Linked DNA regions of Homo sapiens: region 1 is linked to region 2. Evidence: read pairs that join two places in POLR2A ChIA-PET (ENCODE). Cell type or tissue: PC-9. All regions are shown on one strand.

Region 1 (2,500 bases), 240 kb after region 2:
ATTATTATTTTTTATTTTTATTAAAAAAAAATTTTTTTTGAGACGGAGTCTTGCTCTGTTGCCCAGGCTGGAGTACAGTGGTGCAATCTCAACTCACTGCAACCTCCGTCTCCTGGGTTCAATAGGTTGTTCTGCCTCAGCCTCCCAAGTAGCTGGGATTACAGGTGCACACCACCACGCCTGGCTAATTTTTGTATTTTTAGGAAAGATGGGGTTTCATCATGTTGGTCAGGCTGGTCTCGAATGCCTGACCTCATGATCCCCCTGCCTTGGCCTCCCAAAGTGCTGGGATTACAGGTGTGAGCCACTGCGCCTGGCCTATTTATTTATTTTTAGAGATGGGGTCTCACCATGTTGCCCAGGCTGGACTTGAACTTTTGAGCTCAAGCAATCCTCCTGCCTCAGCCTCTTTAGTAGCTGGGACTATAGGCACGCACCACCACACCTGACTCCATTTATTTTTTCAATCCAGGTGCTGGAACTCACACTACCTGTGTGATTTTGGGCAAATTACTTCCCTGAGCCTCAGTTTTCTCCTTTAGAAAACAGAGAGAAAAAGGCCAGGCGCAGTGGCTCACGCCTATAATCCCAGCACTTTGGAAGGCCAAGGCGGGCGGATCACGAGGTCAAGAGATCGAGACCACCCTGGCCAACATCATGAAACCCCGTTTCTACTAAAAATACAAAAATTAGCTGGGCGTGGTGGTGCGCACCTGTAATCCCAGCTACTTGGGAGGCTGGGGCAGAAGAATCTATTGAACCCGGAAGTCGGAGGTTACAGCGAGCCGAGATTGCGCCACTGCACTCCAGCCTGGCAACAGTGAGACTCCATCTCAAAAAAAGAAAAAAAAAAGAAAATAGAGAAATACTTATTTCATAGAGTTGCTGTTGGAATTAAATTAACTGAAATGTTGTATTCCTTCATTCAACAAAAATGTAGGAGACCCAGTGTGAGGCAGGTGCTGTTTTTGGTGCTGGGGACACTGGAAGAAGCAGATGGAGACACTCCCTTGGAATTACAGAAATATTTTAAGTAAAAAAAAAAAAAAAAAAAAATTCAATTTGGTTAATTGAAGCAAAATATGCATTCAGAAGAGTACGAAAATCAGAAATGTACACACCTCAATGCATTTTCACAAACTAAACACACCCGCAACCAGCACCCTGATGAGGAAACAACATTACCAACACGGTCAGAAACAGGGTGTCACAAGAAAGGCACTCACCTCCCCTGTAAAATTTAAGCAGGGGTGGAGGGGGGTAGAGGGGGGCGGCGGACTCTGTCATCAGGATAAATAATATTTTTAATGCAGTATTTTTGAAAAACCAGAATTAATGCAAAAAATCCATGATGACAAAATATCAAAATTTTAAATAAAAACAGGATTAGTAACATGCTGTGCTGAGTCATATTAAAGCTCGAGGCAAAAGGAAAAAACATCAGTACTGCTGATCTGGTCTCCACCTGCCTCACCCTGATTACCAGCACCCGCCCCCAGAGTCGCGACCCTCCCTTCCAAGGGTAACTACTGTTACCCCGGAGATAAGTTTTGCCTGTTTTTAAACTTTATACACATGACATCACACTCTTTCGCACAGCTGCTATCACTCAATATGTCTGTGAGATTCAGCCACATTATTGCGTGCCATGGAAAGATGTTTGAACAAAGCAGTGATGTGGTCAGCTGTGCATTTTAAAGAGACCAGTGTGGTGGCAGGGAGGAGGATGAATGAATAGTGGTCCTAGCCTATGCTGGAGGAGGGACTGTCTGCATGGAGAGGGCAGGCAGAGTCCACGGGATGGGCAGGCAAAGTCCACGGGATTGACTGGATATGGGGAATGAGGGAGACAGAGAGGGGTCAGGGAAGATACCAGATCTCTGGCTAGGGCAATTTGGTGGCTAGAGGAGCCATTTCTAGGGTGGGGACAGGAAGGGATGGGCAAAGATAATGAGTTCAGGTTTGAGCATGGTGAGTGTGAGGGACCTGTGGGACATCCAGAGGGACATCCTGGAGGCAGCTGGACAGAAAAGCCTGGTAGTCAGGAGAGAAGGGAGGGGAGTATGTGCCTTCAATTCCCCCAGCATCAGCGAGCAGGTGGTAGCCCTGATAAGTGCATTTGCAGAGGGTCGGAGGGCATACAGAAGATAAAGAAGGGATGCCGAAAAGCTTTCTGAAAGCAGGTGGTTCAAGCAGATGTGCAAATCAGAATGAAAACATTAAACACACAAAACTGTCCTGCCTGGCCCATCAGACCTTCCTGGAATCCATCACTGTGTTTACCTGCAATCCAGGAGGATTTGAATTGCAAAACACCCTTTGGATTAGGGGGGCTTCCGTCCCAGCCCCTGCTATCCCCTCTTGTACCAATTGTAGCTGACTCAGCAAAACCTTTCCTCCTGGCTGCCAGGGACGCTTGCCTTTAAAGGCAACAGAGTCTTTTCCCAGCCCGCCTTACTCACTCCTAACTCTGGAGCTGCTAGGACCCGCCCTGCACGGC
Region 2 (2,500 bases):
AAGAGTACAGTTTAGAGATGACATGACCTCCATGCCTGGAAGGTGGGAGAGAAGTTACAGACAGCAAGTAAAAGGGAAATGAAAAAGAGCCCCGCAATTTACAATTTCACCCAGTCAGGAAGGAAACTAGGCAGGAAATTCAGGAAGTGACGATAACTGAGCTAATCTAAAAGGAATGAGGAGCCTGATGTTATCTTGGGAAGAAGGGGCCCTGTATGCAGAGGCCCTCATTCCGTGCATACTTTGTGCTGTAAGCACGGGAAGCTGTCCCTGCAGATCCGTGCACCAGCCCAGAGGCGGGGCAGGGGCAGACTCACCAAGGAATCTGCAATCTCCTTGAGGGTGTGGTCTGATCCAACAGCAAAGATAATTTTGGCATCGGGGGAGACAGTAACACAGTTGTAGCTGCAAGACTTGAGCACGCATTCTGTCTCTCTCTTTCCTGTGGACAGATTCCATTCATACACAGCACCATCTGTGCCACCAGAAATCAGTTTGCTATCATCTGCATTCCACACAATTGAGCGAATCTGCAGGAGAGGAAGACATATCCAGTGAAGAGTGTACACACACTTACACCCTAACACAGAAAAGGGTGCAAACTCCTTAGGTGCTCCACTAGACTGAGCAGAACGTCCTTTCCTGCTGTAGGCCCTTCTGTTAGCACAAAACATAGCTTCTTGTGAACGTTCACATTCTGTTTTCTATGACGCTTGCAAATTACTGAAGATGAAACACTCTCATTTCTTTTTCACTTTATGAACGTAAAGACTGAATCCTACAGGTTTCTTAAGGCTAGAACCAACCAATTATTGCTGTTTTTTCAAAACATTTTTGAAATAATTATGTATTCACAGAAACTTGCAAAAATAGCACAGAGAGAGTGGACTTCTGGAATGGCACGGTAAGAACCTCAACTTGACCTTCTCTCTGACAATGTAGGTTAACTGGTAAATATGATAAAAAATAATCATTTAAAGTCTTTAGAAGGCTGGGTGCAGTGGATCACATCTGTAGTCCCAACACTTTGGGAGGCTGAGGTGGAAGGATCACTTGAGCCCAGCAGTTTGAGAATAGCCTGGGTAACATAGTGAAACCCTGTCTTTATAAAAATAAAAATAATAAGCTGGGCATGGTGGCATGTGCCTGAGGCAGGAAGATGGTTTGAACTGGGGAGGCTGAGGCTGCAGTGAGCTATGAGTGTACCTCTGCCCTCTGGCCTCAGTGACAGAGTGAGACCCTGTCTAAAATAAAATAAATAAAATGTCTCTGGAAATTGTCCTCAGGGAATACAGCAAATGGAAAAACATTTATTCAAGAAAATCTACTCAATCCCAGTAAGAACAGAGTCTGCTGCATTTAAGCCATGACTCGCTCTGTTACGGCCTCAGCTCCAGAAACTTCACTGCTGTGCACTCTGGGCAGATGTGGCCAAGATAAGCGACTCCCTCTCCCCATAGCTCCTGATCTTGGGCTATGGTTTCGGTCTGGAAAGGGAAACTGCTGGGATTTCTTATTCTTACCCCAGCCCCATGTTGCAGAAGCTCTATTCCAAGCAGGTGTGGCCAAGAGGGCTCAGACTCTCTTCCCCTCGGCCCATTGTCACTTGTTGGAAGAAACTCCACTCTAAGCTCAGCATACTGAGAATAACTGTGCCCTAATGATTCCTGACCCAGTTTGCTTATAGAGTGAAAGTTCCAAGCCATGAAGGGCAAGCCAAAAAGACCAGGGGCTTACATACGTGCACACACACATACACACGCATGTGCACACACACGCACACACCTCAAGTGTCACTCACAGAAGTGAGGATGTTACTCCTGGAAAAGCAGGTCCCCGCCCCAGCTCTGGTGCAGTGGAGCAAAGGTTCTGTCTGTGGGAAAGTCAGGTGCTAAGACAGGGAGCTCTACAGCTCTGCTTGAGGGGGCTGACTTTATTTGGAATAGAACATGGAAAAGTCCATGCCTATGGGCATTGTCTAAAACAGTGGAGATCTTGGTGGAAAGTGATTAAGAGGAGGCTGATAACTCCAGGATGTAAGCAAAATGATATAGAGGAGTGGAATTTTGATAGAACAAGGGAAAGGGACAGAGAAGAAGAGTCCTTCAGGGATAACAGACAACTCTAGAGGCTGGAAGGTCTTGTGTATGTGTTAGACTGTACTGATTCAGGTGCAGTCAGAGTGGGATATGAGGAAAACTTGAAAGCATCTCCTAAGCTACACAAAGACCCGTTAACATAGGGCAGAGTCTCACTGGCACAACGGGCCTACCAAACACAACAGTCTACCAAATGCGGAACATTAAGCTCTCCCGACCCAGGGGCATCTCCTAGGAAGCCAGGCTTAAAAATGAAATCATATTCATCCCTCGCAGCCTGGAAGACTCTGTGCATGCCCAAGGCTGTACCCTCTTATGAACAATCAGAAAGGGGTCATCCAAACTACCAGTCTCTGGCTGAACATGATGCAAAAGCCATCACTCTCTGAACTGTGATAGCA

The links. ChIA-PET counts read pairs that join two places held together with the same protein. Peaks named below come from ENCODE experiments on the same cell type or tissue, not always from the same donor. Only the 100,000 strongest peaks of a DNase experiment are listed, where the experiment ranks them.
Region 1: POLR2A ChIA-PET joins it to region 2 with 33 read pairs; 3 of 35 experiments call an interaction of 5 or more read pairs at or near these places.

The regions. Positions count from the first base shown.
Region 1 is chr1:42,962,853-42,965,352 of GRCh38, reverse strand. All of the region lies in intron 1 of SLC2A1-DT (SLC2A1 divergent transcript), which reads right to left. Among named protein-coding and RNA genes, the nearest start is that of SLC2A1-DT, 5.1 kb to the right of the region's middle. RefSeq lists a silencer at 2,381-2,500. In PC-9, no CTCF peak of the experiment used is centred here; DNase peaks (open chromatin) are centred at 1,012 and 1,592; H3K4me3 peaks cover 675 bases; H3K27ac peaks cover 2,183 bases.
Region 2 is chr1:43,204,750-43,207,249 of GRCh38, reverse strand. CFAP57 (cilia and flagella associated protein 57) reads right to left here. Exons shown (of 23, transcript NM_001378189.1): 10 at 318-530. It overlaps LOC105378685 (a long non-coding RNA gene), which reads left to right. Exons shown (of 5, transcript XR_007066041.1): 4 at 858-904. Among named protein-coding and RNA genes, the nearest start is that of CFAP57, 34 kb to the right of the region's middle. RefSeq lists an enhancer at 1-1,057. In PC-9, no CTCF peak of the experiment used is centred here; DNase peaks (open chromatin) are centred at 199 and 1,399; H3K4me3 peaks cover 780 bases; H3K27ac peaks cover 2,339 bases.